Regions from separate parts of the Mus musculus genome. Here all the other regions are linked to region 1. A link is a loop called in an ENCODE intact Hi-C map of the cell type or tissue named here. Cell type or tissue: heart. All regions are shown on one strand.

Region 1 (8,000 bases):
CATCAACGGTGGCTGAGATACAGTCTCTGGTGCCAAGACTCCTCCTTAGCACAATGTTCTTCCAGCCCCTCCATGTGGCAGCAGGCATCAGTGACTCAGTGTTCCCTATAGGGACCAGGCACACTTAGTTCAGGAGTCCAGAGCTGTTGGATGCTTGGATTACTTCAAGGCTGTGGTGCTAAAGACTGCAGCTGCAGACACTTGGCACATGACACTTTCATTTTCTTGAGAAGATTCCTTAGAATCTGCCCCCCCCCGCACACACATCAATTAGGAATTAAGAAAATGCACCCCCCCCGAAATAGTCATAGGTCAACCCGAGGGAGGCAATTCCCCAGTTGAGAGCCCCTCTTTCCAGACATGTTAGTTACTTCCTTCTCGAAGGCCACAATGGGGTCATGTTTTACTCTTTCCATATTTTCTTTCCTCAGCCCTTCATTTCCAACTATTTGTGAATTTTTCTTTATTTAATATTATACATTTGTTTGAGATAATGTCCTATTCTATTAGGCCTGAAACTGATTATGTAGCCTAGGCTGGCCCCAAACTCCTTTATCACACGTGGCTTTATCTGTGTCTTTGAATCCGAGGAATGACTCTCGTAGACAGAACGTCATTACCAGATCTGGCTGGTGTTTTTTCACTGGTCAGATAGGAGAAGCCTTTCAGCTGGAGTAGACTTTAATATTGTCACCAACATTAGCTGTTCAGAGCCTGTACAGTAGCTCCTATCTCTCTTCCAACCCCTTTCTCATTAGAAGCATCTGACTACTGTTCTCAAAAAATGTTTTTGGTATCATTTTAACTCTTGTTGAATTTTTTAAACAGCCCTTTAAAAAGTGGCTGCTCTAGGTATCAGTATGCGTTTTACCAGGCTTTACTGATGTTTGATGCTAACTCCACTGGGGTAAAATGTGAACCTTTGCTCCGCCATAAGCCAGCTCTGCCCCTCTTTCCTGTGTGCCATTACATCATAGACAGCAAACCTACTTACAAAACTAGCAAAACACTACAGCACTGCACTTGTCTTATATAAACTTGTCTTTTGGAAGTCAGAGGAAAAAGCATATTTATCTGTTTTGAAAACCTACGTATTCACCTTATCTGGAACACTTCTTGCTGTAGATTTAATTAGCACCAGCTTATCTTCAGCCTAAAGAACTTTCTCTAGTATTGACTTCCTCTGAGAGAGGTCGGTGAGCAGTAAGTCTCCCAGTCTGTGTGTTTTTGGAAATGCCTTCATTTCACCATCACTTTTGAAGGTCAGCTTTATTAGATATTACTCTGACATCTTTTTCAGTTGTGTTTACTCATTTCCATGTACCCTTGTGCCATCGGTCATATTTCCACTGTGTGGGTACCAGGGATCAAACTCAGGGCACTGAGTGATGTTACTGGCTAAGCCACATCACCTAGGGTTCCTAGAGATAGAATTCCTGGTTGATTTTCTCTCTCTCTCTCTCACACACACACACACACACACACACACACACACACACACACACATCTCTCTCTCTCTCTCTCTCTCTCTCTCCTCTAGACTATTTCTTTCTTTACCCTCCTCTGGTTTTTATCCCTCTAAATGAGAGAAATAATTGTATCATTGTAGCCCTGAAAGGTTTTGTTGTTTGATTCTGATTTTGTTTTGTTTTGTTTTGAGACAATGTTTCACTATTTAGTTTAGTAGTCAGGGCTGGACATCTCCATCCTCCTGAGTGTTGGAACTGCAGGCAGCAGGTATCAATGCTCTGGCTCGGTGAGTAGCTCTTGTTTCAAAGCTTTGTAGCTTTGTCAAAGTAGAGTTCTTTTCTGAGGACCTCTGCACTGATCTTATGAGTTCATTGAGTGTCTTGGATGTGCTGGACAAAGGTGTTGGGTTACTGTAAACTGACCTTCAGATTATAATTAGGTGATCTTGACTGAGGTGCAGGGGGCAGCTGTAACTTGGCGGTGCCCCGGGCCGGGAGTCTGCAGAACACCCAGCCTTGTATTAGACTCCAACCTGGAGCTGACCAGTTCCTACTTTCCCTCTTCTTGGTTCACTTTTGTGTCAGATTCTGGCAGGGTCATAGTATCTCCACACCTCAGGAATGCTCTAGATTCTAAACTGGGCATGGTAGCATACACTTGTAATCCCAGCAGTTGGGAGATGGGGGCTAGAGGATTAATAAATTTGAGGCCAGCCAGGATGACATAGCAAGACCTGTACAAAAAGAAAATAGAACAGCCAAGAGTGGTCAGGATCTGCAGTTCCTTCTACTGCCCAACCACTGCTTTCCTGGCAAAATGTGGAGGAAGCTGTTTGTGGGCCAAGTGGCCTATTGTTATATTCAGGGATCTTCCAGGTTCTAACTCAATGCTTCTCAACCACCTTCCTAATGCTGCGACCCTCTAAATAGTTACTCAGGTTGTAGTGACCCCCTCCAACCATCAAATTGTTTTTTGCTACTTCATAACTATACAGCTATTTTGCTACAGTTATGAATTGCAATGTAAATATCGGATATGTGGGATATCTGATATGTGACCCCATGGGGTCGAGACCCATAGGTTGAGAAGCACTGCTCTATCACTGAAACCAACTCTGCTTCCCAGAGCCCTGCTGATTATCCCTCATCTCCCTCAATCTCTCAATGTTTGCATGAAGCATTCATTCCCTTACCAGGCAAGGCATTCAGGTAAAGTCCTCTGCCACCTTGGGGATTTCTTAGGTTCTCCTTGCCTCCACTCTTATGGGGTGGAAAGACATATGTTGCTTGTATTCTTCTCATTAGCACAAGACCAGAGACTTAAACTTGCTTGGAAGAGACTGAGGCCAGAGCTGCTCAGATCCCGTATTCTGAACATAGGATCCCTTTCCACTGGGCTTCCCAAGTCATCATGTGTTGATGACCTACTGTGTGCTGGGCACTTTCCTCAGGCCCCCTAGAAAGCCTAAGAATTGGCTTTTACTCTTCTCCCCATCTTGAACAGAGATGCAGCAAGGCCAGCAGGGGGAGCAGAAATGAAGCAGGGCATGCTGGGGAGAACTGGAAACCCTGCTCTGTCCTGGCCCTTTATGTTTGCTTCCAGGTGAACTTGACATTTTGCTTCTACTGTTGTCAAAACCACAGCCAGATTGAAACGGACAGATCCTTTCAGTGAGATAATCCTTAACACCTGGTTCTTCCCAACCACAAGTCAAGGGTCAAAATTCCACATCTTCCATGGAGAATACAGGGTGTGCGCTAGACGTGCTCTGTAGACACCCTTGTGTCCGTACAGTCCATGAGGAGCAAAATGCCACCCAGATAGCCCACTCACACTTACAGTGCCTCCTGCCCTCCGAGGATCCCAGAGACTCTGGGGGCTGTCATTCAGATGCTGTGTATTATAAGCCTCCTAACTTTCAATGCCTGGAATGTTCTCCCTGACCCCAGAGATTTGGCTCTGGTCTTCTAGAGGTGCAGGCAGGGCATACGGGGTATCCATAACAAGCAGGTCCTGGTCTGTGGGGACCCATCCCAGGCTAACATCTCAGTGTGGGTGCCATGGGACATTCAGTAAGAGAACACATTAAGTCTCAGATGCTGCCTTGTCCTCAGCCAGCAGTAGAGCGTGTCCACAGGTTCTGTAGCCCACAAAGAATGTTAGATGTTGGATCCCTCTGTGCTGCTTCCAACAGGCCAAGGCTTGGAGAATGAAGGGGGGCTTTCAGAGCTTGCCTCTCAGAACCACAAAGAACAATGTCTGCCTGCTTGGTGCAGAAGGCAGAAACACCACTGGCATACTCATGTCAACACCACATTCACCCAGGGCTTCCTCTGCTCCCCACATCTGTTTCTATCCCTACCTAACTACTCCAGCTTGTTTGAAAGTGAAGTCCCTCCAACAATCTCCAGGCTGCCCAACACCAGAACCTAAATAAATAATACAAAAAAAAAAAAAAACAAAACCAAAAAAACCCACCAGAACCAAAATAAATAAATAAATAAATAAATCAAACAAACAAAACCCCCCCAAAAACTGGACTCCTAGGTCTTTTCAATGCCCAGATAAATCTGCAGCACTAAACCAAGGAACTACACTGCCCTCCAGTGGGCTTAAAGCATAAAAGCAGCTCAGTGCAGCCACCTAGAGGCTGGGTTGCTACAGGGATGGGGTGCTAGGCAGGCTGTTTGGGACAGTCTTGGGACACAGCTTCCAATGAGGCAATATCATGTTTGGGACCAGGTCTTGGGAAACACTTGGGTCAGTGAGGATCAAAGCTGGGTATTATGGTGGATGTTGGGGCTCAGACCTGCTTCAGAGTCCAGAAGGCAGATGAACACACTTCAGACAGATTGAGAAGCAGTTTTTCTTTTCCTACGAGCCAGTTGTCATTCATCATCAGAGAAGTTGCTGGGTCCTGAGAAGGGCCCCGTGGCCATCATATATAGGCAGTGTACAAGGCACACTGATGGTCCTGAGTCCAAGTTACAGATTGGCATCCAGCTCTACCCACTGGTAGAAACTCCAAGAGGGCCAGGACCCCAGTGGCTCCTGGGAGTTTCCAATGGCCTGCTAGTCACTGAGGCCACTGTTCACATCTGCATCTCAACAGAAAGGAAACTCCACCTAACTCCACCTACTGCAAAATGTATCTATCCCCATTTCCACCCAACAGAGTGTCACTGAGACACATTCCAGGGACCACAGAGTTGCAGGTGGTTAAGTTATTGCCTGGGAAGTTTTAATTTTGATCAGCTAAAATTACAAAACCTGTCACCTGTGTGCAAATGCAGATTATGTCCATAGACACCTACAAGGTACTTGAGTTGCAGGTAACTGCAGAGGATGTAATCTCTTATCCAGGAACCTGGTGTGTGTGTGTAAGGGAGAGAGAGAGAAAGGGAGGGAGGGAGGGAGGGGGAGAGAGAGAGAAAGAGAGAGCGAGAGCGCTCTCCAGGGACACAAATACAGGGAATCAGACATGGGTTTCTGAGGTCCTTGTAGGGGATGGTGCCACAACAGTTCCATCTTTGTGCAGTCACTGGCCCTCAGGGTAGTGTTGAGTGCAGGGAGACAGATTCCTGGAGGCCCGGAGCTTCCAGGCCTTAGCAAGACAGTCTTGGCCTCCTAAGTGCTTCGTGGAGGGAGGTACATGGGATAACTAGAAGTAAGCTTTAGTAGAAGAAAACTGATGATCACACATGGTAGGAAATTTTCAGATCACTCCTGAGGTCTAGTTGTTGAATTATGAGGAAGCAGCTCAGCGATGGTTGGCAGAGCAACCAGGTTGAGGCAGGGCAATGCAAGGGTAGTGGGATCCCCTACGACCTGGGGTGACTGTGGAACACTGCAGCCCTTGGGGATTCAATGATCATGAGCCCATGAGTCCTTGCAGGTTAGGATGGACATAAGCAGCCCAGGATGCCTGGTCAGCATGCAGCTGGAAGACTGCAAGGATCCCATGGAGACCATGGGGGTAGGGAATGGAATGTGAGCTTCGGGGAAGGTAACTCTGGCCTGGCAGATGAACAGTAAGATGCTTTTACTCTACTGAAGTATCGCTGGCAAGAGCAGGCCCTGTGCTCTGTGGCCCAAAATGGAGAGCTTATTGACTGACAAGGTTAAGTGTTGGCAGGGTTGTACATAGACGAGGAGCCACCTCTGGAGACAGAATAGGGGCCACATGGGCCTTGGTGCCAGAGGACTAGGCTTTCTAGGTCTCACCTTCACCATGGACATGCTCCGGTGACCTGTAAGTCTCCCTGTCAAGCAGTTAGTCTCCACTGTTGATAAAGGAACAAAAGATACATCTACACTCCCATGGGGGTGGGCAGAGGTACCATAAAATGGTACCACTGATATTGAACTTGGAGACAAGAATGGGCTATGTGACACAATAATCACCTCACACAGGGGCAAGATAAGGGTAAAACTGCAGGCGCACTAAACCTTGAGTACGGAAAAAAGTGTTAACTATTTCCTACCCACTGACAAATCACGTGCTTTTGTCTCTTGATGGAATTCTCCACAGTGACATATGACTGTCTAAAGGACATCACAAGACAGTTTCTCCAAAATTTTATTTTAATTTAAATTACAGGGCCAGCCAGATATTCTGATAAGAAATTCACTTTTCCTCAGGAGAAAGGAAACACTTTCATGTCATTAACAATTGTATACATCTCCCACTTTTTTTAAGGGTTAAAAAAAAAAAAATCACATTAAGTAACTGCCTTAAGTAAAATTAACCCTTTATAACACCAAAGAAACCACACCCAGGATAATCGTTCTGGTAATAGGAACCTAGAAAGTGATCACACTTTAAATGCAACTTTTCAATCTTGAATGTTTTCACATTGTTCTGTTTAAAAACAATCCAGAAAGCCTTCTCAGCCCTCAGCTTCCAATGTGTGAGTGACAGTTCCCTGACACACTGCATCCCATCTTCCACAGCAAGACTCTAGCACCGCTCTCTGTGTTAGCCCAAGTGGAAACTGTTCTGTTGTCTCAAGTTCTAAGAGCTAGCTTGGCAAAGAGACACTCCTTCCACTTGGTGAAATGGCCACTCTGTCACCAAATCCTGACTCACAACGCGGTGGCAAGGACTGGGTCACTTAGCACAGCTGAGTCTGCACACTACCCAGCTGAGAATGTCCTTGTCCAGAAGCCTGAATGCTTTCTCTATCTCTACTAGAGACCATCAACTATACACGCACGCACATGGGTAAAGAGAGCCTTGGAAACCCTTTACTGTAGACTGCCATTTAGATGAAATAGAACAGACCTATATTTTCTGGAGTGGTTTTTCTGACTTGTATTCCTTGAAGGAAACCTTAAAACCTGCTAAAACGTCAGCTAGGAGGCTCCTTTTACTGGCCAATGAATAATTCAGTTAGTAAGAGAGGCTAACAAAGAATAATTATGTAAATTTTTTTAGTCAGCTACAGCCATGCTGAATTGGATCGGGCAAACTCTGATTTTAAGTTGTTAGTTGTGATCCGTGTGTCACTAAGACAGACAGACACCATTCTAGTAACTTTATGTAGATACAGTCTAGGAGACATTGTTCTGCTGTGGTCACAGTCACAAAAAGTGGTGCAAAATCGGTTACTTTATAAATACTGATCATCTGCAGCATTAAGGAAAAGGACATTAAACCCATCCATCTCTCCCAGGACATCAGGACCAGGGCTCTTCTTTCCCTTAGAGAAGCCAAAGTTAGAATTATTCAGTTACTCGGCTACTGTACTGGATATTACTCTAAGAAAGAAACGGTGCTCTATAGGAGGTCCCTCACAAACAAAACAAAACAAAACAAAAAAACCAGCATTATTTAGCATAATCTGTATCATTCATAGATATGGCAACCTTAGGACTCATTTTAAATGAATAAGGCCAATATTCTGCAAGAATATGTAGCAGACAGAGTTCCAGGTATGTAGTTCTGCCTGCCAACGGCGCCCCATTGGGTAACTGAATACAAGGGATTGGTTCTTTTTCTTTTAATGCTGTGATCCTTAAATGTTAAAATCAGCATTTTCATGTAATCTCAAGTATTTCAATTACATATGAGCATTCTTTTTTTTGTTTTTTGTTTGTTGCAAAACTCAGGTAATAGTTACATACTACTACAATAACATTCCTCTGCTGTACAAATTAAACGATTTAAAAGAAATGAGCATTCTAAGAATTATATACAAAAGAAACCTGTAAGCAGTGTTGAAATGAAACATAAGGTGTTGCTGCTAGCTCTACTGTTTTAAAACACCTTCAAAAGTAAAATTAAAACACCCTTCAACCTATCCAGGTTTACAAGTTTCAAGAAAATCAAATGTCACAAAGTTCTAGAAAGCTGTGAAAAAGCATATATACACTTTCTTATGACCTTATGAAGCTCCACACTTGACAAGTTGCTAAGCTTCAGTATCAATTTATTTGCACACCAACTTTATCCTCCCCAAAGCTCACACTGGATACAGTTCTCCAACAATCCCTGTATGCGCCATCTTCCTTCGGCAGAGATGGTGGGT
Region 2 (8,000 bases), 47 kb before region 1:
ACTGGATGTGACTGTCAGGCCAACTGCAGACCTGACTACTCACACTGACCCAGGGATAGTCTGGGAACACCCACACTGCCTGGGAAGGGTGGAGAACCCCATGAAAGCACAGTTAGGGTCTGGGAGGAGAGGAGACAGAACAGCGTGGGTGCAGGAGAAGGCTAGGTAAGGGTCCTACACCAGAGGGTGGAGATGCCTGGCAAAGGGCTAGCCTGGAAGGTGTAGCAACCATGTTTTCCAGGAAGTTCCTAAGGTGAGAGAAACGTGGGAGCTGAGGTCTGCAGGGGAAAGCCCCACAGAGCACAATCTCTCAGGTAATTTCTACTGTGGAAAAAACTGGGTGACGTTAAATGTTTAAGAGACGTGGGGGTCAGTTGGGTCCACAATGACTGGAAACTCTAGCCTTTAGTCACTCTGAGATTCCCTGTAGATACAGTCATGGTTAATCTCTCAAACTAGTTACTTAACCGAGTTCAGTATTCAAGTATGGTGACCCTCCCTTTTCCCAGCTCTGGGCAGTCCAGCTTTAGGTCTAGCTCTCTAGCGGGTGTATGTTAGGGGAGACAAATGAGCTGCTTTGTAGACCTACCATTCCCGGAAGCAGGTCATAGCAAACCAAGTGTAACCTGCCCAGGGCTCAAACCCAAATGTCCATGCCAGGAATAGTTAGGCCATCTTTGAAGTCTGAGCCCCAGAGAGAATCGTAAACTCCCAACTTCTCTATTAGACCTAAGAGCTCCTGGTGACGATGCTTCAGAGTGACACTGTCACTGGTAGGATAGGGATGGGGGTGCCTGGCTGCAGTCACCTGGATCCTTGCTTGGCTCTCCAGAGTAAGTGCTGTGGCCGAGGTAGCCTGAGCTCAGGCAAGGGGACACTGGGAAGGAAGGAGGGCTGTTCTCTGCGCGTGCCTGGGTTAGGGAATTCTTACTGTCTCTCTTCACTGGGGCCTCAGGCTCTGGCTCCCCACTGCTTCCACACCCTCAGCAGACCTCCTCTCCCCTTGTCTCGGAGCCACCCCTTCCCCACCCATCTGCCTGGCTCCTCACCTGAGCAAGGAAGAAGTACCTGTAGATGTAGACCGAGGCAAACACAAGGCCCATGAGCAATACAACCATGCCCATGGACAGGTAGCACACGCCGCCCACGGAGCCTCCTTTCCGGGAGCGGTGGCGAGGGGGGCGTTCCTCCTGTGGACAGAAGCACTATGGTCAATGAGATGCCTCAGAGGGGACCACTCTTCTGAATTCCTCCTCCTCTAAGTAAATTTATCCCCTGGGGATGGCCTTGGGGGGCCAGAAGGACAATACAGATTGTCTTGCCCAAGTTTCTGTTAGAGAGAAATAGAGATTTGCCTGGAAGCTCCAAACAATCAGCCCGAATTTAGATCCTGTTCTTGGACGAGCCTGACCACCCTCTTTAGCAGTTCTCCAGCTGTGGCTCTCGATTCCTTGGGCAAACCCCTATCTCCCAAAATATTTATACATCATAAATCATAGCAGTAGTGAAATTATAATTACAAAGTAGCAACAAGAGTAATTTTATGGTTGGGGTCACCACGACTTGAGGAACTGACTCAAAGGGTCACAGCATTAGGAAGGTTGAGAACCACTACTCTAGTCATTCAAACATAAAACAGGGCATATGGGATGGTCTGAGTGATGGCATTAGACCAAGGAGTTCATGGGAACCAGGATGCATCTGGTAGGGAGGTGCCACTGTCATAGGCAAAAGGAAGCCAAGGACGAGCACAGCTAGAGAATGGCATGACCTAACCCTTCAGCTGGAGGCACAGGATGGACCAGGATGAGGACTCGGGTGATGGGTGTGTGTATTAGTTACATTTCTCATTGCTGTGACCCCTGGTAAGCTGGAGGAAGGGTTTGTTTTAGCTCACAGTCCACCCGGGTGTGGACTTACACAGCACATGTTCACAGGGGGAGATCAAGTGGCAGGCTGATGGATGCTGGCACTCAGCCAGCGTCCTCCGCTCTCCTTTTTATTCAGTCTGGGACATCAGCCCAAAGGACAGTGCAGCCCACATTCAGGGTAGATCCCCCCCCCCCCCCCCCGCTTTCCGTCTCTGGGAAAACCTTCACAAACACATGCAAAGATATGCTTTATTAACACTCCCAAGTGTGTCTCAATCTAATCAGGCTGACAAGGGAAATTAGCCAAACACAGATGGGTGTGGAAGTTGCTGTGCTCGACCAAGCTGGTCACTGACTGTGGGAGGCAGGGGCTCTGGGAGGCCCAGAGGATGTGGGCCTGATGCTTATCTCTAACCAAGTAGCCCTGGGCCTGCAGTCTACTGTGCTCAACTGTTCCTCTGTGGGGTCAGGCCACGCAGGTCTGGGTGGGTGGGTGGATGGTGTGTGCGGACTTTGCCTGGAACTTGACTTGAGGGCCACCTCTTGACTATCTCTCTGCATGACCTCCTTTCTCTCACCATAGCCCAGGATGGCCCTTATCTATTCTTGCTGATGCTACAGATGTCCCCAGGCCTGTTCCTTCCTCTGCTCTAGTGCCCACCACTTCCCCTGTTCTATACTGTTCAGACATGGCCAAGAGAGGTCAAATGTCAATATCCACAGAACTCCCCAGCCTTGAGAAGATGAAGCATATTGGGGAATGAAATTTCTCCACAGGCCTTAAATAAGCAGGTGACTGACCCCTCCTCCACTTCCAGCCAGACACTGATCTTACTTCTCTCTCTTTCATTCTAGAGACGTTGGGAGCTCTGTCTAGTTACCCAAAGACAAATCTTTATCTTTATCTCAGCACAGCAAAGGGGTCGTTGGGCTTTGGGAGTAGGGGTGAACCCTATAAGAGAGTCTGATTTCCCAGTGTTTGGCACTCACTCTCCAACCCAACCTCTAGGAAAAGGACAGAAAATGCCTTGGGTTCCCATATCTGTAGTGGAGACCCCCCCCACACACACACACACATACACAAGATCAAACCTTGGCCACTTTGTACCTCTCTCCTAGGTCTGGCCTTCAGACAACTGGTCAAGGACAGCTGTTAGCCAGAGGGGCAGGGGACTGCAGTGGCTTTGCAACTACACCCTGCAATAGGTCCTGTGTGGTGACATCAATGTCCAGGCTCCCTCCATGAACAAGCCACACTGTTTCTAGGGGTTGGTGAAGCCACTGGCTCTAGAGTAGAGATGGGCCACAGCCCCCCACAACAGAACATTCATCCTGAGGTTATCTGAGGTGACCAGCCTCCAGGGATTAAAAGAGACAATGAACCTAAAAGCTCTTTGTAGAGGACAAAGTATGGGGTAAAAATAGCAGATCTGTGGGGCGGGCCTTCCCTTTAGGGCCATCCCTGTGGCCAGCTGTTGAGGCTGCACGGTGGCTGTTCTTTTGCTCTTGTGCTTCTGGAAAACCAGAAAAGCTAGCTTGGAAGAGCCACTGAGGAAATGAAACAGGATTGGGGGAGGGAGCCCAAGCAAACTGCAAGTCAGAGCCTGCTAGACACATAAAAATCACGGCCAAGCTGAGGCCTTCCAGTCTTGCACCAGCGGCCAATTTCTGCTAGCCTGGGGAGCTCTGTGCCGGGCACAGAGGCTTCTCGAAGGGTGGTGGGAAAGGCCCACAAGGACATGGCAAGCAAGAGTCGAGACTGCAATGACCCCAGGTGCAGAAAAGAGGTCATGCATAGCTCTGGCCAGGACCCTTGACTGGGGAATCTCCTCACTTTACCCAGCTGGGGTGGTAACTGTACACACTGAGTAGTTGAATAATTAGGGAGATCAAAATAGCCCACGCTAAATATATTTCTTTGATGGGTTCCCTGTTAGTTATAGAGAAAGTGCAGGCTTCTGCAGATCTGAGCTCCTTCTAAAAGCTGGTTTTTTGTGTGTGTGTGAAAGGAACTGGCGTCCATCTGTAACCGAGGAGTGCCCAGAGGTCCTGTCCCTCAGACACAGACACACAGCTTGCCCCAGTAGTCTCCCCACAGGTAATCATTAGCTGGGAAACACTCTCTGAAGATGTTAATCTTGCCCTGTGCATTATCAGCACTCCACAACCAGCATGGCCCCCTCGACAGCAGCCTCAAGCCCCCGTTTCTTCTACAGTTCATTATACAATGTATATTCAGCTATCTGGCCTTTTCTTAAAGTCTTAGATTTTGTATATGGCTCCTGCATTGATTTGTATACAAAATTTACTTTGTTTTTTTTTTTCTGTCGATCTGTTTCCTGTCAGTTCACTTCAGGAAAATTTATCTAGTCTAAAATTATCAAAGTCCTCAAAGGGGAAGAAGGAAAACTAAATCTTCCCTACGCTAACCATGGCTCTGGCTCTACTGACAACCCCAGGCACAAAGCTGGGGGCTCTACTGGCTTGCTACCCAGCCAACCCTCAGAAGCACAGGATGGAGCAGTAAGGCTGGAAGTGAGGTTGGCAAGGAAATCTAGGATGTCCCCTCTTGAGGACAGAGGCCCTAGCACTGCTTTTGCCTGTGAGACATAGTCAAAGCCAAAGCTTACCTTCCTTTCCTTACTGTCTCCCACTAGGGGGCCATCACAGGCTCTGACCTCTTGCAATCTGAGACCTTTGGGGTCTGAGGATTGTGGGGCAGCAGTGAAGGTGGGTGGATAGCTAGTCTGCCTTCCTGAGGGGATAACCTCCACTCTGGCTACTCACCATCCTGCTGGAGACCAGAGAAATATTGCTCCCCCTCCCCCATGGAATGGTTACCAACAGCCAGGGATTGGGAGAACTTCCCCCTTTAGAAAGTGGGAGGATGGTGCATACTGTTTCTAAGGCAACAGGCCCTCTGAGCAAACTGCCTCTCTGCACACTCAAGTTAAGCACGCAAGGCAGACATCTGGGGACCTGAAAGGGCCCTGGGTCTCAGCCTTCAGGTTTTCCTAGGGCTCTCAGTGGTGCGCACGAGATAGTTAGCAAAGCCAGGGACAGAATGCATAGGAAACCACCAACTGAAACACAGCTCGCTGAGATACAGCCCAAAGGATGACAGCTCTTTAGCTACCGTTCCTCAGTAACAATGCCAAAAAGAAAGAAAGAGAAAAAGGAAAAAAAAAAAAAAAAAAAAGCTCGGATTATGCTACAATTACAGGCTACTCAGTAGGAGGCAGGGAAGGACAAAGACAGACACAGGCAGACTTTGAAGTGCTCCCCACCCCATTCCTATCCTTGGCATCTTTTCTTTCCTAGGCTGCAGGATGCAATTCACATAGGCAAGGATGCCAAAGGGTGTCTGTGCGCGCGTGTGTGTTTGTGTGTGTGTGTATGTTAGACCTACAGACTGAGTAAGACCTTGCTGGGGGTGGAAGGCTGGCAAATGCTTTCTGTCCCAGAACGACAGTGTACAGTGGCCAAAAAGCAATGACATCACCTCACCTGAGTTCGTGCCACACATGAGCCAAGGGTGTCCCATTAGTGATCCCTCCCACCTTCCCGGCACCAGCCTGAGGCATCCTGGGGACAGGTTGTAGCTATGCAGATCACTGCATTTGGCTGCACCCAGAATTCTCTCTCCTCCTCCATCCTGGACAGCCCAGGCTTCTCCAGAAAACACAGGCTCAGAAAGGATTTGAAGCAGAAAGAAACAAGGCCGGGAGAAGCTCTCACTCAGAAAGAGAGAGAGAATTGGAACCTCCCAGGACAGAGGGGAAAGCCCAGCTGTGGGGCTGAGCTTTTAATCATAAACATTTTTCCTTGGGAAGAGAAACTCCTCATTGGCAGCCTTCTGACTGCCTTGAAGAGTGGAGCCAGGGGAAAACAGAAAGGATAAGGAACCATAGTGAGTGAGTGTGTGTGTGTGTGAGAGAGAGAGAGAGAGAGAGAGAATGTGAGACATGGATGGGGCTAGGCTGCCTCTTTGAAGGTCATTATAGCCTAGGCAGGAAAACCAGCTCTCCTAGCCCACAAGAGACAGATCCTCTCCGTGCAGGTCCTCCTACCAAGAACCTGAGGACATGGACACAGACACACACACACACACACACACACACACACACACACACACACGAGTGAAATCTGATCTACAGGTATTTGGGCTGAGGGAGGGGGATACTCAAGGGCCATTAATCAAAGACAAATGTCAATGAGAAAATGACAGAGCTGAGATTACTGAATTTAATGTGTTTGCTTCTTACGCCCTTGCCCCCACCCCCAGCCCCGGGGCCTGTCTGTGTGAGCGTATGTGTGTACAGACGGCTAACGGGAAGAGGGATGAGAATGGGGGATAGCCACTTGATTGCATGCTGCAGTGGGGGTTGGGGGTGGGGGATGCAGGGGTAGGAGAGGTGTTGAACACAGGCTTCGGTGACTAGCTTCCCACCAGGGGCCATGGGGGGGGGGGCTGCAGGTTCCTCATTATCACCGTCTAACACGTGGGATGTTGGGTCACTGTAAGCCCAGCTGGCTCCCCAACTCCACCCCTTACCCAGTTTTCCTAGGAACTTCCTTCCAGTCTCAGGTCTGGGGGACAAATCTTATTTCAGTATTTGCCCAGAACTAGGGGCAGGCCCTGAAGAAGGTTGGTTAGCTGCAGCCTTCCCCTACCCACACCACACCACACCACACACACACACACACACACACACACACACACACACACACACACACCAGGCCAGGACACAGGTTGGCAATAGCCCAATGCTGTCATCTGTTTGAGTGGTCCTTCTGGGGAATCACAGGTTAGTCAGACAGAAAACCCAGGAGGGACTCCAGGGTCATTCCCAGTTAAAAGAGAACCTTTAAATCCAAGAGACCTTGCATAAAACAGCTCCCAGGCCTCTGATGAAATTGCCTATCCTGCTAGCTTCTTGGCTTGTATCTCAGTGCCCTGACAATGGCTCACGTTCTGTCTTGAACTAGCTGTATAACGGGTCTCTACCCACTCTTACTGCCAAGCCAGGCACTGGGTAAGAGGAAATATGCCTGGCAGCATTGTAGAGCAAGAAGAGACTTGCAGAAGTCAACTGTCTTACACGGTCCTAACTGCAGCTGGGCTAGGCAAAGCCAGCACACACCACCAAAGGCCCCTTCACACCAACTCAGACCTTAGGCAAGCTGTGTCGTGTGAGTTAGCCAACAAGCGGTTCTGTAGGTATTTCAATCCCTCCTCCTGACTGCCAAGTGTGCTTCCCTGAGCTCCTTACTACCCAATGGTGATAAGGGTGGTGGCTCAGCAGGCCCTAGGCCATAACTAACAGCACGCATGGCAAGACAAAGTTGATATTTCCATTTCACGCTGGGGGAGGGCAGGACGCGCTGCTTAGCTTTGAGAGTCTGATAAAAGCAGGAAGTTGGATGATGGTTATCACTCACATTGTACTGGCGGCAGAGAACAAAACTAGCCACCGTCAAACATTCTGCCTATTCAGAAATGGCTACCGAGAAGGGGTAGGGATGTGAATAGTGGTGAAAAAGTATCCTCACGGGGACTAAAAAAAATTATATAAACAGCTATTTCAGGGATGCAGGCAAGCAGCCACCCCCACCCCCAAACTATGAAGGAAAGCTCTTTTCAACAGAAGAAGAGATTGAAGGTTGAGCACTTGGCCCACGAAGACAGACATTGGTCTTTAGAGGGCTGTTGCTGGGGAAGTTTTGCTTGCATAATAAAACCTCTTTTGTTTCTGGGGCACCTCTCGTCCCCTCTGATCTCTTCTACTACACAAAAATCAATTGCCTGGTCCTTTGAGGCTCATAGTCTCTGTCTGGTTTCTTCGTTATTAGTATGTGTTTTGTGTTAATCTGTATACTGTCACATTATTGCCTAGACTTATATAACCAAGTCTTCCAAGGCTAATGAGAAAAATTATAATTTCTTCACCCTTGGGCTCAGCCCTCCTATCCGACACCATCCATCAGCCAGCTGCCCTAGTGTGTGCCCTGTCAACGTTGACTCTGCTGGGACTTCCTTCTTAAGGGGGCGATAATGATATTCCTGAGTTGTTCAAGTTAGTCCTTCCGGCTCCTTAGATCACCCTTAGACCCATGGCTTTAGGCAGC
Region 3 (8,000 bases), 81 kb before region 1:
TCTGTGTTCTCTCTGTAAAAGGAGCTGTTCACCCATCCAACAGAGTCAAGTGGTCCCCTCCATGTGCAAGTGTGTCTGCCAGGCAAGATGACCCAGAGCAAAGGCTTTAGTAGGCTGAATAGCCACCTTCCCCATGGATGACCAGAGCTAAAACCTGGTGTGTGTATAGCAACGCTCTATGCTGGAAAGATCTCTAGGTCCCAAGAGTACCATTACCAAAGAGGGCAGGAAATCTAAAGCCATAAACTGGGGAAAGGTAAGGACAGGGCTCCTGGAGTTGTACAGCTGTGTCTCAGATTGGTGACCCTGGACCAGGAGATTGGGGGTGGGGATAGGGTTTGAGAACCCACTGATTCATCCCAAAATAGTGAGTGAAGGAGACTTGCCTGGTGTGTGTCACCAGTCCAATGGTGGCTCAAGTGGCAGTTGGCTCAGCAGTACCAGAAATGGGGAGGATCACTGTTAGTGTTGAAGTACAGCAGAATGCAGCCAGCGAGTGTGGGAAACCCAGCACTTAGTTGTGAAAAAAGCCAGATTCCTGTTACTAAAGCCAGTGGGGCTAGGAGCTATTGTTCAGCCATAATGTGACCTTATTCGTACTCAGCCTTGGAAAACCTGACACACTGGCTACACGTACAGCTGCAAGATCTAGCAAAAATTAATTGGAAAACCAATTCGATTAACATGACTGACCAAATAAATTCATACAATGTACTGTGACCTTGTCTCAGGCTTCAGTTTCTGGCTCCAGAGAAGAACTGGTATTTAATGGCCCCTGCCAAGGGATTGAACAATGTGACCCCTGGGTATCAGGTATGATGTTATAGGGGTCTTATCTGTAACAAGTAGGTCACAGGTGGTTATCAGGTGCATAGCTGGTCTTCCCAGTTGGTGAGGATCCAGACCCTGTGCAGTTTGATGCTCAGTCACGTTGGTGCTTAATTGTCTGTGAAGCCACTGGGTCTCAAAGGCCCCACACACTTGGACTCAGTCCCTTTCAGCCTGCTCTTCCATCCTCCCCACCGTGACACTGGCTCTGTGTCCATGAGAGGCCCAATTCAAGAGACCTGTTGACTACACATCCTCTACTGGTGATGCTCCCTTCTGGGTCTAGTTATGGTGTAAATGTATCTCTCTTTACAGGGAACTCCTCCTCACCTACCAGCACACTTGACAGGCATTTCCCTATAGGCTTAGGTCCAAGTCACCCCTTTTTCCTAAGTTCCAAGGCCTGACCTGGATGTGGAAGGCTGATCAGGGACATCCTTGTCCCTTAACAGACATTTTTCGGTTAACCCCAGCTAACTGGTGGGTGGGTCCTATCCCCTTGGCTCCCAGAGGATTTGACTGGAGAGCACCTATTCATAAACTGCATTCAGTCAGCCCTGTTAGAGTCCCCTCCCTGTAGACCCTTTGAAGTTGGAGTCATTACAGTAACACAGTGAAGATGCCCTGGGCTTCTGAGAACACCCACATAGAAAATTCTACCCTACAGAAAGTTACTGTGAATAACCAGTAATTTCAAAGATGCTTGAAATGACTGTAGGCCCAGTAGCAGCTGCAGAGACTCAAAAGGATGTGAAAGGACTAGCTTGATATGTCAACGAGGAAAAGATAGGATGAGCTTTCTAGCCTGGGATGAAAAGAGTATCAACCAAGCAGGGGTAGACACATCCCTAAGGACCTATATGGAGATGCTATCTACAAAATCCTCCATGCTCCTCCGAGGGCCAGCTCCATTGGGGACAATATCCTTTGGGGGCAACAGAGTGGCTGACAAAGGGTACCGTGAGAATCCCATTCTGAGGACAGGGGACTAAAAGACTCATAAAGGTGTTGATTTTGAGGTACACACCCTGAAACTACTACTATAGTACCTCTCACCTTCTCAGCTGTGCTTCTTGGTAAGGCCAGGGCAGAGAGACCACAGGCACTGAAGGTGAGCAAGTGCCTGTCTCCTCTTCCCTTTGTGAACAGTGCTCTGTGTCGGGAGTGTGGTGATGGTGGTGGTGGTGGTGGTGGGGACATTCACTGTGAGATATAGCAGAAGTGAGGCCTTCTGTCCTTTGATGTCTGCAGAGGAGACTGGAAGGTGTCACTTCAAAGGAATGCTTGAGGGAGCAAGCCAGCAGCTCACCTTGAGGCCCCAGACCCTGCCTTTGTTCTGAGGCAGTCACCTGAGAAACAACCAAAACTTATCTGCACGGAGTGGGGGGTGGGAGGAGGAGGTGGGAGAGAGTGGGAGGGGTGTTGTACAGCACAGTCACACACACACACACACACACACACACACACACCCCACTCGCATGTGGTGCATGCACAATAGACTGATGTTCTTAGGCTTTGGGAAGGACTATCTCCAGCAGCTGGAAGCCCCTGCCATATTTTCAACAGGCCCCCCACCCCACCCCGCAGCCACTCTCGCCCTCGAAACAACGTTTCTTTCCCCCTGAAGGAGCAGCTGAGGCTTTGCTTTCTCTGGAGGCCACCAGGTACAATCAGTTGCTATAGAGTAAGGCAGGGACAGGTGCCAACACAGTGGCGCTTGGTAGGCTTGCCTGCACCTGCTGGACCAGAGGGTGAGAAACCTTTCAGAACCAAGCAGGCAAATGGACTTCTGGCATTCACGGAGGGTGGCATCAGGCCAGCATCTCTGGAGTGTTAAAGTCAATTTAACTGCAGAGGCTAGGTGTTTAAACCATTTTGACAAACACAGATGTAGTAGGTGGTTAATAGAGCTTAGAGCTGTTGCTATTTCCTCCCTGGGATGTCACTCTGGGGAACAGTCAGATATCAGAGGTACAGCCAGGGGCTGATGGAGGGTCTGGGGTATGGCGTCAGTGGCAGAAAGACATTTCTCACTACCCTGGAGGCTGAATGTTCACGGTCTGGCCTGGCTCTGTGTCTGGTTCCTGGTGAGAGCTCTTCCTTGCTTTTGCCTGGGTCTGTACAAGAAGTTTTCTGATTCCTTCTGATAGGGACAGTCAACTGTCTGGGTCAGACAGTTAGCATTTCATTTTACCTTAATTGGCCCCCTAAGGTCCCAGGGTTGGGGTTTCAATGCCTGAATTTAAGTGGGAGCATCCAGTCCACAAGGCTTTTACTCTGTGAACTTGAATAGAACATGTGTGTTTCCTCTAGTTTCTTAACTTGAATACACCCGGCTCTGAGCTCAGGACATTTTACAAAGACTTGCTAACCCCGTTGTCCCTAAACATCTCTCTAGCTCCGGGAATCCTGCATGAATTCTAGAAAGAGAGGCTCCTCAAGACCTACAGAGAGGGCTCAGCAGTAAAGAGCACTTGCTGCTCTTCCAGAAGACCTGGCTTCCATTCCCAGTGACCACACGGTGGGTCACAGCAGTCTGGAAGTCTAGTCTGAGGTCATCTAGTGCCCTCTTCTGGCCTTTTCAGGAACTACGTGAGCATGATGCAAAGCACCCAGACACATATAACAAATAAAATGAAATAAAGAAATAAGAGAGTGCCCTTGATAGGGGAATGGGGGCCGCAGATTCGGTGGCTAAGAACCAGGCCTATGAATGTAGACTCCTATGTTACATGGACACAAGACTTTGTCCTACAGTTCCCTCATGGCTGCAAGCTGCCCCTCCCACCAGCTCTGGTGTCTCTTCCAGAGAGCTCATACCAAAATCATGCTCTGGAGTCTAGCCACCTTCCCTGAACCATTGCCATGCCTTCCCTTCACAGATCCTGTGGCACTTTCTCCATCTAGGCTGGGGCTCCAAAGCCTGGCTTTCTTTCAAGGTAGGGTGAAGCCTGGAGATGTTCAAAGCAGACGCTTCTTAGCATCCATTCTCATAATTGTGATCCTGGGGAAGATAATAGATGCATGGTGTCAGGATGACATGGGGAAGCGCCAGCATCTTCAATCAAAATCAACAGGCATTTGTGCTTCCTGGGCAAATGCCACATGCCCACTCTTGAGTGGGACAAGAAAGACAGAGAGGGCTTACAAGTACCAGTGGTTCCTGAAAAGGAGAGAATAGGCTAATTAGGAGCCCATGTCTGCCCACCATCCTGGCTTTGCTTGAGGTGACTGCAATAGTACCCTGCCACCTTCCCATAGGCTAGTGTTTTCTAAACTTAAAAGGAGAATTACATCAGCAGCTTAAGCAGGAGGACACAGTGCTCTGGTACTTTAAAAGATGAAGGAGAAGCTGCTGTGGTCGGTGGGTCTCAGTTTGCCTGCCCTGTGCTTCTTCAAAGAGCCCCTCTCACTTGCCAGCGACACTTAGCTGCGGTAGGTATCCACAGGGGTTCTGGGGTCTGCGGTGTGAGCAATGGGACTGTGGGGTTCTGGTCTGAAGCCGGCAGCCCCTCTTGTTGTATATTATGGTCTAGTGTCCCTCTCCCCTGAAGAGATCCAGGCTGGAGCCTCGAGGATGACAGCATAGAGAAGTCGTTTGTCCTTCCTCAGGGGTCAGCAAGCAAAGCTGACTTTCCCATTGGGCTCTTTTGACTAGGAGGACCCTGGGGATTTTGAATAATTTAGGGACTATCTTCCTGTCTGAAGAACACGTAAGGACCCAAGCAATGAATTGTGGCAATACGAATAAGGTGAGGAGTTTTACAATCTAGGCCAGTGAGCAGGTCACACTCGCTACCTTGTCATGGTTATTTATGATATTTATGTCTTTGTCTCCTCTTAGGAGCTGATGTCATCAATTCCATCCTCCCAGGATGTCCTTATCTGACCTGCCATGGAAGCTCCTGGGGGCTCTAACTGTCGTCCTCCAGAGTCCCTCCAAGGCCCTCCCACTCCCTGAAGACTCTGCCTTTGGCTCAGCTGTGATCAGAGTTTCTCCCTTCCAGAAGATTCCCTCCTTCAGTCCTTCCTCCTTCACTGTTCCCTTCCCTCAGCCCTTCTGTTCTTGTCCTCCTGCACTCTGTCAACCTGTTTTTAGGAGAGGGTCCCTCCTGATGAGGGTCTTGATTCACAGCTGTCCTTGCTCCTAGGGCTGTTTCCATGGAAACCAGAAGCAAAGAGGTCATTCAAAGGAAAACCCAAGAGCAGACATCTGTGGAAACAGCCCCCATCCCTCGGCAGTTTAACAAGCGGGCTGCACCAGCGAGAGACTGTGCTCTTCCCGAGCTAGGCTGCAGCTGAAATAATCAAACTCCAGAGGACAGCATGGGGGAGATTTGCAGGGATGGCGTGGGGTGGGGCTAGGGTTGGGGGAGGTGGGAAGAGTCTTCAGCAACCAGTGCAACCCGGATGCATGTTACATTGTTATTCATTAGAGCCCTTTCCCATATCCTGTCTGCACTAAGTTCTCCAGCTTTAGCCTTGTTATTTCTCCTTCCGGTGAGAAAGAAGCCGGAGTGTTAGAGCCCAGGAAACAGAACTCCAAAGACCAAAGTTATGAGAGGCTGGGGGGAGGGGGGGTCGTCTTACACTCGCCCACACTCCCAAAGCTCAAGTCCCTCTGACCTTGTGCTTTTTATTATCTATTCAAGTGGCAGAATAGACTTGTCACATGCCTTGTCCTCTTCTGGTCCCACAGAGAATCATTTACAAACCACTGTCTACTTTATGACCCGTGAGACTCTGTCCTGGGCTGTTGTATATGCTCAACGCTCATTAGGTTCCCCCTAAAAGTCACATATGAGTCATCTCAAAATTGTCTACACTCTCTCCTCCCCAACAGGAGTGGGGTGTGCCTTTTTTTGCACCCCACTGAGCTGGTGGGTGGCCACGCACTTGTGACTTTCTGTGTTCTGGTTTTTCCGTGTTTGCACATTCACAGATCTGTATACTTTTTCTCCGGTTTCGTTTGTCTTTGTCAGTTTGTTCAGGAGAAGGTCCAGATGATAGAGGGGAAAATGTCCTTTTGCTACACGGGGTCAGACACAGGGGAGGGGAGGGGAGGGGAGGGGAGGGGAGGGGAGGGGAGGGGAGGGGAGGGGAGGGGAGGGGAGGCAGATTTCTTTGACTTTGGGTGAGAAGCATAATTAGCCAGTTTCCCCCTTAGAGCTTGTGGGGAAGAGGAACGCGGAGTGTTATTTCAAGGCCTTTTGTGCAGAGACCTGATGAAGGGATGACTCTATAAAGCTGGTGGAGTTGAGGCTGGAAACTGGCCTGCCGCAGGACCTTGCTTTGCAGGACCTTGCTTTTGGAGAACAGTGAGACTCGTAGACACTTGAACATCGCCAGCATTTCCCAAAGTGATACTGTGAAATATCTCAGCACTTTTCAGCCTGATTCCTGCCAAGTAATTCCTAAAACCCCTGGAATCACGATAGTGGTGAGCTGTACATGCATACTAATGAAATGACTGGTGGTGGACAGATCTAGGTGGCTTCTGTGGCGGGGCTGCTCAGAACAGAAGTGAAGAGCTGGGTCTCTCAGACCCATTCTCAAACTTCTGGCAAGTAAGGGCGGAGGGCCGGGCTAATCACCGGTGATCAATGAGTTAATCAATCATGCTTTTGTAAGGAAGCCGCCATAGCCCCCCACCCTCCACCCCAGAGGGCAGGGCCTGGGCCTTTCATAGAGCTTAGAGCACGCAGGGTCCCTGAGGACAAGGTGCCCAGAAAGGGCACGGCAGCCCTGCACTCCTACCTTCCAACTTTATCTTGGGAATTTTTTCATCTGTTCTGTGGATGTTTGTAGTATCTTATGTGAAATCTGTAAACTCCTTTTTTTTTTTTTTTTGAGCCCTTCTCTAACAAATTATTTGAACCTGAGGAGTGAGTTGGAAGAACCCCAGTTTAGAACTCTGGGGTTGGAAGCTTAGATGGGACAGCCAGGGCTGGTGGCTGAAGGAGGTAGAGAGTTTTGGGGGACCCAGTCCTCAGCCTATGGTATCTGATGCTACCTCAGAGTAGTGTCAGAGCTGTAGTGAGTCAGAGGGCACACAGTTGATGCCATTGAGGACAGACAGACAGACAGACAGACAGACACACACACACACACACACACAGAGAGAGAGAGAGAGAGAGAGAGAGAGAGAGAGAGAATTAAATGATCTATGTTGATTGCTGAATGAATGTAGGTGCATACCAGGTCTCTGTGCCCTCGTCCAATGTCTCTACTCAAGATCCTCTTGGATGTCCCCAGAGGCCCCGAGCTACCCCAGATAGGTACTCTGCACCCCAACAGAGGTCAACATAACCTAACCCGGACCTGGTTTGGATACTTTTCTCATCTAGTTCACCTTATTTACCTCTTCTGTGCTGCAGAGCCGAAAGTGCCAGCGCTTGTGTACCAAGCCAGTGTCTTCTGATATAGGCAGTGGGAATAAATGACTCAGGCCGGTTGGAGGGACCTCAGCAGAGCTAAGACTGAGACAGGTTTATTTCAAGCAGTGAGACATTTTACATGCTCCTCATGATAGGCTATAAGGGTGGCACCCAAGCCTGATAGGGCATACAAGAGTAACGTCTAAGATTATATGTTCAGCCAAGTTCTGTATGTATGCTTCATTTACCTCTAAGGAACACCAAGACACAAAGGTAGCCTGTTTGCCTCACTGCCTGAGAGGGTGCCTCAGGTTTTCGGGAACTGAAAGGCACATTGAGTACCCCAGGAGTCATAATGCATGCCTCTCAAGGCAGCCAGCGCACAGAACAGGCCTACTTCCCAAGCTAGAAATGGTAGCTGCTCATCATCTCTCTCGAGGTCTTGCAGGATCCTCTCAGCTGTGCATGCCTGGCACAGGTTGGCTGCCAAGCAACAGCTCCAGGCCTCACTTCCAACCAGAAGGCATGGGAGGCTCAGCTCCCAGATCCTGGCAACAGATGACAACAGGGAATGGGTCTTGTCCCAAGCCTCTCACTTCTGTGTGTGGGCAGCCGTCACAGTAGGAGTGGGGAGAGATAGACCCACATGCACCGGTTACCAGGAAGATCACAGTTTTCTTAAGGTTAAAATAACACCTCTAACCCCCCCAACAGCATTGGAGAGGGCTCTGTGGCTGACAGTGCCATTGCTACATGGGGACCCAAGGCAGGGGGCTACATCTCTCTCCCTGAGCT
Region 4 (8,000 bases), 150 kb before region 1:
TGTGAACAACACCCGTGTGGAGATTGCAACTGCAAAGCAATGGCTGGAGATCATCCAGGGAACTGTGGGATTCTTAAAAAATTGGGAAGGGATGGCCTTTTGGGCGCTCCTGCTGACTGTTGTGTGTGGAGGAATGCTTTGGTGGATGGCACATATGCGAAGGTGGCATAGGGCTGATAAACGAGCCTTAGTGCAGGCTATGGCAGACTTGGAAGCAGGAACATCCCCCCAATGTTGGCTCAACATGCTGGATTAGTAATCAATGACGGGTAAACCCTCACATGCGCATACCAGCCTAAAACAGGATGGTGAAAGTGAGTTTGTCACTCCCATGACGGGTAAGGATGTGGCACAGAAGGGGGCAACCTAAGACAGATGTTGATCCCAGAGCTACTAATAAAACAAAAAGGGGGAGATGTGGGAAGCGGGTGCGGCCACATAGGCCAAGACAGCACCCTGGCCCATTGCCAGGCCCCGTGAACCCCACATGTTTACTGCCTTGCCCAAACATGCAGTAAAACTGCATGTGTATTCCTTGTGATCCGGATCTGTCAGCCTATCTGTGACCACCTGAGCTTGTGCCTGGAGTGTGTGTGATTCTGATTGGATGAGGTGGTGTGGGGCGAGGTGAGGTCAGTTGCTGCAAGAAGGACAGTAAAGAAGAAGCTGCTGGGGAGAGAGTTGTAAGAGAAAAAAGCCGCAAGTAAAGAAGCTGCTGTGTGAACCCTCCTTGGTGCCCATGTCGTTCTTGTCTCTGTGGGCCGGAGATTGCTACGGTCAGCTGGTGTTAAATAATGAATATTGGGCTGAATGGCTGGACCCTTTAAACTCCTTGTTGCATTTAAGTTGATGTAGCAGAGAGATTCAAAGATACATGGCTTGGCTTAGAAAAGATAGCGCTTTGTTTCCTCTGTTGGTAATTGGGGCTCTTTGCTGTCTTCAACATGGAGTCTTCTTTCCTGCCTCCAGGGGCTGCTGGTCCAGGGCTCCCTAGCTCCTGACTAGCAGGAAGATGAGAAAGAAGGGAGAGGAAAGCAGTCTTTTTGGCTCACATCTTGGAAAGTGGATGAATTATTTCCATTCATTTTGCCTGGGCAACCCAGGCTGGGAAATAGCCTCCTCCTGGCTGGTTAGACACCAATTCCATCCTTGGTGGGTTTTCTCACCTCCTGGGAGAAGTGAGCAAAAATCCAAAGACATTTGACAAGCTCTTCTGACTCTAAATGTTGCCCTAGTAATGTGGGGTCTTCCTGTGTGCTGGGTGTTAGAAGGTTTTCCATGTTTGCAGGGCATGGCTGCAGAGATCATCACTTTTTCAAGTTACAGCAGCAGGAACAGAAGGCTCAGGGAGGTTAAACAGTCTCCATTCACTCGGTGAGCGGTAGGTCTGGGGTTTGGTGCAGGCAGGACTAGCTGAAAATGCCTTCTTCTAAGCAACAGTACCATGGCTCCTTGAGACAGAAATGGGGTTGACTCAATGTTACACAGTTTTCTGGAGGTCAATACTGATGAAAGTCAAGGGCACTGGCAGGAGGAGGGGTCTTTGGGTGGCAAAGCCTCTTGGGCCTCACATTTCTGAGGTCACAGTAAAGGGTCATTTTTTAAAAACACACTTTGTTGTGTGGAGGGAGCTCTTTTACTGCATTAAGTTTTATAAAAGTAATGATTTCTAGGTTAGAGAAAGTCAATGAAGTCCTGCTTTGATTAAAAAGTTGAATTAAGACAATTCATAAGCAGAGGAGTGAGAGGCCTTGATTATATTTGAGACACCGTGTCTGGTATCTGGTGGACATATTGGCACCCCATATGACATTTAACTTGAGAAAGAATTGTCTTTAACTAAAAGCATTTATATTTATGTGTATGTGCAGCACCTGTGGAATCTAGAAGAGGGCACTGGATCTCCTGGAACTAGGGTTATAGGTGGTTGCGAGCTACAGAGTGTGAGTTGGAAATTGAACCTGGGTCCTCTGCAAGAGCAGCTACCACCCAGAACTGCTGAACCATCTCTCTGGCCCCGAAAAAGATCATCTTGATAGTAGTCTGAATCTTTTGGGTAATGTTACAGTTAATTTTTATTATTTCTGAATTATTTTAAATAACAAAAATATAGACAAAAGACATTGTGGTTTATGTTTTGTTTGCTGGGATCAGTAATCTCGAGGGATGTCACCTGCTCATATGGTGAGGACACTCTTGCAGTCCCACGGAGAGGCAAGAGTGAAGCCTTCTCTACCAGCACCTGTTAAAGGCACCATCTTGGAAGTGTCCAGCCTTAGTCAAACTTAGATGACTTCATATATATCTTGTCTGCAACTTTGGGAAAGACATCAACTAGAACCACACACCTGAGCTGCACTCTAGTTGGATTCCCCCACGTGCGGGCTGAGATGGCATTGGTTTAGCCCATTAAGTTCTGAGGTAAATTCTTAGTAATAAATAATACAGTTATTGTCTATTCCTAATCTACACTTTCTGAAGGAACTCCATTTTATAAACATCCAGCCTGCCAGAGGTTGCGTCATTGCTCTAGTCCTGTGGTAGGCAGCCTGCCGGCCCCCTTGCAGATGCTCCCATCTAACTATGATGAACATGTTAGGTTACCCAAGGCAAGGAAGGGGATGAAAGGTTACACATGGTTTTAAAACAAGTTATTCTGAATTTCTCCAGGTGGGTCTGTTCTAACCCCAAAGATCCTCAAAGGAGAGGTAGAGGAAATAAAGTCAGAACGTTGGCTTTGAAGGTCAAATGGAGCCTTTGAAGGTCAGGTCTTAGAGGTTGGAGAGGTGAAGAAATGGACTCTCTCCACCTCTAAAAGGGACTGCATCTCAGAGTTAAAGTCAACCACCAGAACTGGAAAGTGGCAAGGATGTACCGGTTTAAGCCAGTGAGGTTGTGATGTATCATAAGATGAGATGATCAAATCATACAACCAGAAAATGGCAGAGCAGGGAACCAAGTTCAGTATGTCTGACCCAAAGCCATCTTTCGCTCTACAGAGATCCCAAACCCTCACTTTTCCCCCTGACTCTATCCCTGAACCTCAGCCATGGTAGACTCTTACCTTTCCTAGGGTATAGTTTTTTGGTTTTGTTGTTTGTTTGTTTTAAAGATTTATTTATTTATTTAATGTATGTGAGTACATTGTCACTGTTTTCAGACACACCAAAAGAGGGTATCAGATCCCCATTACAAGTGGTTGTGAGCCAACATGTGGTTGCTGGGAATTGAACTCAGAACCTCTGAAACAGTAGTGAGTGCGCTTAACCACTGAGCCCTCTCTCCAGCCCCTGGGTTATAGTTTTTATCATGAAGTTTTTGAATGTTTGTCCTGTACAAGCAATTTGAACATATCCTATAAAAATGGGATAGAGATGCTAATGGGCATGAGAAGTTTTTTGAGCATGTGGAGGTTGTCATCTAGTAGGAGAAGACAGACTGGACCCCACAATGATTGCCACAGTTACTATTACCCTGTGTCACAATCGAAGCTTGACTGAGCAGTTCCAGGCAATGTACAAGACAACAGAACTGATGGCTGGGATTAGACCCACAGTTGGAGGAAAGTCCCACCTGTCCTTATTTGTGTTACAACAATTGTGTCCTCAGAAGGGTCACAGCCAGGAAAGGAACAGAAAGGACTCTTGGGTTGGGAATAAAAGAACTTGAAAGACTACAGTCATCTCCAGATATCTAAAAGTTCAGGTCATTAAAGAAAACACTTGGTACAAGGAGAGATGTTTATGGCAGGCCATAAGTAGGGAAATTAAGATGCTGAACAATTTGCCTTATGAGTAAGTACCACCCCTTGATTTAGTAAAAACCTCCATCAGGAAAGGGAAAACTATATTAAAGGTATGGAGTGGCCAGACTTAGCAAATGAACACACAAAAAGGCACTTAAACTTGCATTTTACATCATTTATAAAATAATTGCTCCATGCAATTTGCTTTTATGGCTCTTAAATCCAAATTTAACTGTATGCCCTTAATTTTTATTTGACAAAATTGATATAAGATTTTCTTTGTGTTTTGAAAAAAATAAGTGTATGGTATTTTAATTTTTAGAATTTGTAATATACATAATACAGAAATTGTACATATTTCTCAACTCACATGAAGCACATTTCTTTTGAAAAGGGAAAAGAGAAAGGACTTCAAGTCTATCTAAAGAAGAATCAGATGTCCTCTGCCGAGTTAGGGAAACCAAAAGAGACCGCTACCACTAGGGGGCACTGCATGGCTGCAGGTTAGAAGACCAGAGGCACTGTAGCCCGTTCTTTGATCTAGGTTTACCCTGGGAATTCCCTAGGGGCGGGACTGGTGTATGCAAACTTGGAACTCTCTTCAAAGTTTGTCCTCTGCTTTTGTCTTCAAAGCTTCAGGACCGTTGTTTTTTTTTTTTTTTTGGCTAGAGGAGTGCGTGGGGTTGGAAGAGAGAGGTCAGCCTATTGTTGCCTGGGGGTTTCATTCCTACGTGTATCTCTTTTCCTTTTCATTCTTCCTGGGGACCCAGTTCCAGTCTTGGAAGCCTCAACTCTCAGCTGACTCCAAAGATCCGAAAGGGATGGCGATTCTTGCCCTCAGGGAAGAGAGGAGGGAGACAAGATAGGAGGGAGACAAGATAGAAGGGAGAGAGTGCAGAGTAGGTGTGAAGTCATTGTTACTTTCCTATAACACTTGAGTTTGTGCCCTTACCTTTGGCCTTGTGTGTCCTGAGTAAGAGCTGTTCAGCGAATATTTTTAATTCATCCGACACTAGGAGGCCCCTAGTGAGTTGTGGCCTCACCTGGGGCTTAGCAGGGGGTGCAGTTTAAAAAGCTCCGAATGATGTCCAAAGCTTCCGAATTCTAGAAGAAAGGAAGGCAAGTTACCCAGTTCACAGCTATTATCCATCTTTCTTGGGGCAGTGATGCCTGCCAAAGGGAGAGGCCAGGTGCTGGCACAGAGATCCATTCCTACTCCCAGGCACACACTACAACCCTGGACTGCTTTGGGGAGGGGTTGTGAGGGTTTTGGGAGATGCAGTTGGAGGTGCCTGAGGAGCTGGGAGGATGGGGGGTGGTGGTGGAGGAATTATGATATAGATCCAGGAATCCACAGAATGAAAGAATCTATGGATGAGAGAACAATTGCCCAGGAAGGAAGAGCTGTGTTTGGGGGACATTTTAATCAGTCAGGGAAGAGTCTCAGCCTGGAAGACCAGAAAACAGAGAGGACAAAGAGGTGATTTAGCTCGGTGTTAATTTTTCACCATAATTCCTTTTGTGCAAAGGGATCGAGTGGTCTCTGAATGAATCCCTTGGAGTAGTAAGACTACAGGTGTGGACTTCATCTCCTGTCCCTTTTCTTCACCTGGTGACTTGAACCCAGCACCTGCTCTGCTCTGTGGCCCAAAGAGTTGTAAAGGGCTCATCCACAAACATGGCATGCTGTGAATTCCTCCCCACAGTGTAGGGAAGCTACAAAATCTTGGCGTGGAGGAGAAAGAGAGAAAGATCTCTTTAGCATGTTTTTTCCTCGCTATTTCCCATCCATACCACAAACTAGACCCGCCCAAGGTGCAGGAGCCCCGCTTGCAGTGTGCGATGGTTAGTTGGTTTTTCTCTGAACCATGGAGGTGCCAGCTCCCTTGCTTTATGCTTTAAACCTTACAGGATGACGTTGACCACAGGCATTTTAGCTTCTGGTATTGATTTTTGTGGCTTTCATTCCCTAGGCATCATGGACAGAACAGGCCCAAATCTGGCATACAAAAGTCATCATGTGGCCCGCTCAGGAATCATTGTGAAAGGATCATTTGCATAAGACTCAAGCAGGTTGGACAAGCAAAACCAATGCCCGAAGCTGTAAGTTCCACGAAAAGCGGGCCATTTGAGTTCTGGGTTAATGAACAAAGTACTTTAGTGCAGGAGATGTGGGAACAGCCATCGAAGAGAGGACCATTTGCATAGATGGAGTCCACCAGCATTTCCCAGAATGCTTTGTGTTTTCTTCAGTGGTGAGAACCTGTGGCAGGGCTGGGTTTCTCAGTGTAGTCCCAGAATGAATGGTCCTTGCCACAAGACGCCATCACCAAGTCAGAAAGCCAGCAAGCTTAACCACTGCCTCCCATGCTAGGTGGTTTGATAACACAGTCTCATGTCCACATTATAATTCTTGGGAAGGTGACCTTATTTGGAAACAGGGTCTGTGCAAATATCAAAAAAAGCCTCGAGAGGAAATGATTGGTAGGACCATCATCTGGATGAACCCCCAATCCAAAGAGATGTGTCTTTCTCAAAGAGGTTCGGAGGAGGGAGGGACACAAAGGAAGAGATGTAGGCAAAGGCAGAGATTGGAACGTTACAGTTACAAGCCAAGGTCACTGGAAGCCCTCGGCTGGAAGAGACAAGACCTGGCTGTTGAGGGAATGTGGCCTTGCCGACACCTTCCTTCAGTTTGAGGTTCTATTCTACAGAGATGAAAGTTTTTGTTTTAAGTTACCGAGTTTGTGGTCTTGTGTTGCAGAAGCCCCAAGCGGTGAGCACACCACCCACGCACGTTGTCTGATTCCTGAGGTGTTCGCTGTATCCTTCCCCCTCCTTTCTTCCATATATGGCCTGTTTTGCCCCTCCTTTGTGGTATCAGCCTGGAAGGGAAATTTCATCCCATTGCTACATTTCCCACACAACACATTTCTTGCATCGAGAATTTCTTAGTGTTGGAGATTGGCGTTTGGAGAGAAGGTTCCATTCTCCAGCATGATCCCTGAGATATCTTTTCCTTGATCAAATATGAATGGCATGAACCACTTTGAACCTTTGCAGGGCTGATCAGATACCTGGGCACTAGCAAACCCCCAAAGACTTGTGCTTGGGTGAGTCTGCGCACACACAGGCTTCTCGTTCACGTCCCCTCCACACACACCATGCTGTCAGCAGAGAGACTGCAGAGCCTGGTCAACAACAGCCTCCTGCCAGAATTGCCCTTCAACAAGGAAGAACGGGGACTTGAGATGAATCTGAGCATAACTTCCTGAGAAGAGTAGTCATTTCTAGAAGAAGAATAAGACAGGTTCCTCAGTGGTTAAGAGCACTGGCTGTTCTTCGGGAGGTCCTGAGTTCAATTCCCAGCATGCAACTCTCGGCTGTCTATAATTGCAGACTTATGAATTCTGTTGCCTTTTCCTAATGTACAGGTATACATGCAGATAAAATACCCATATACATACATAAATAAATGTAAAAAAAAAGACAAGATCCTGCCATACATAGCTTTTATGGTCACTAGTTCATGAACAGTTCACATACCCATAGCAATAGTGTGAGCTACTCCAGTATGTGTTCATTGGCCTGCATAGACATCCTTCTGCCTGCTCTCCTGTGTGTCTCCTCTAGAACTTCCTAAAGAAAGTTATCATTATTTGGTCAGTTTTATAAGCTAGGTCCCTGAAATTATTCATCAGTACTTTATCATTCCCAAATCTACCCCATTTACACACACACACACACACACACACACACACACACACACACACGAACAAAAACAACCTTTGGAGATTACTTTCCTGTTTGTTTTTGTTCGGTTTTCCCTTGTATCTTAGTTAGGGTTTTACTGCTGTGAACAGACACCATGACCAAGGCAACTCTTTAATAAGACAACATTTAACTGGGGCTGGCTTACAGGTTCAGAGGTTCAGTCCATTATTGTCAAGGCAAGAGCATAGCAGCATCCAGGCAGGCATGGTGCAGGCTGAGCTGAGAGTTCTTTTTTTTTTTTTTTTTTTTTTTTTTTTTTTTTTTTTTTTTTTTTCTTTTTTTTTTTTTTTTTTTTTTTTTTTTTTTTTTTTTTTTTTTATTAGGTATTTCGCTCATTTACATTTGCAATGCTATACCAAAAGTCCCCCATAGCCACCCACCCCTTCTCCCCTACCCACCCACTCCCCTTTTATGGCCCTGGCGTTCCCCTGTACTGGGGCATATAAAGTTTGCGTGTCCAATGGGCCTCTCTTTCCAGTGA

What was found. A loop is a pair of places that touch in the nucleus more often than their neighbours do. Peaks named below come from ENCODE experiments on the same cell type or tissue, not always from the same donor. Only the 100,000 strongest peaks of a DNase experiment are listed, where the experiment ranks them.
Region 2: a loop joins it to region 1, with 2.4 times the contacts of the local background. A loop is called at or near these places in 16 of 42 quality-filtered maps.
Region 3: a loop joins it to region 1, with 7 times the contacts of the local background. A loop is called at or near these places in 21 of 42 quality-filtered maps.
Region 4: a loop joins it to region 1, with 7 times the contacts of the local background. A loop is called at or near these places in 38 of 42 quality-filtered maps.

The regions. Positions count from the first base shown.
Region 1 is chr1:85,849,610-85,857,609 of GRCm38, reverse strand. Cab39 (calcium binding protein 39) reads right to left here. Exons shown (of 9, transcript NM_133781.5): 9 at 6,033-8,000. Among named protein-coding and RNA genes, the nearest start is that of Itm2c, 41 kb to the left of the region's middle. In heart, a CTCF peak has its summit at 4,100 (motif pointing left); DNase peaks (open chromatin) are centred at 149 and 4,109; H3K27ac peaks cover 378 bases.
Region 2 is chr1:85,896,200-85,904,199 of GRCm38, reverse strand. Itm2c (integral membrane protein 2C) reads right to left here. Exons shown (of 6, transcript NM_022417.3): 2 at 1,050-1,190. Among named protein-coding and RNA genes, the nearest start is that of Itm2c, 5.7 kb to the right of the region's middle. In heart, a CTCF peak has its summit at 4,517; DNase peaks (open chromatin) are centred at 1,979, 2,269, 3,339 and 7,209; H3K4me3 peaks cover 2,823 bases; H3K27ac peaks cover 5,315 bases.
Region 3 is chr1:85,931,038-85,939,037 of GRCm38, reverse strand. 4933407L21Rik (RIKEN cDNA 4933407L21 gene) reads right to left here. Exons shown (of 3, transcript NR_037692.1): 3 at 7,282-7,753. It also overlaps a transcript of Gpr55 not described here. Among named protein-coding and RNA genes, the nearest start is that of 4933407L21Rik, 6.6 kb to the right of the region's middle. In heart, a CTCF peak has its summit at 3,414 (motif pointing left); no DNase peak of the experiment used is centred here; H3K4me3 peaks cover 743 bases; H3K27ac peaks cover 1,497 bases.
Region 4 is chr1:86,004,271-86,012,270 of GRCm38, reverse strand. No RefSeq gene overlaps it. Among named protein-coding and RNA genes, the nearest start is that of Spata3, 14 kb to the left of the region's middle. In heart, a CTCF peak has its summit at 4,220 (motif pointing right); a DNase peak (open chromatin) is centred at 4,270; H3K4me3 peaks cover 408 bases; H3K27me3 peaks cover 345 bases.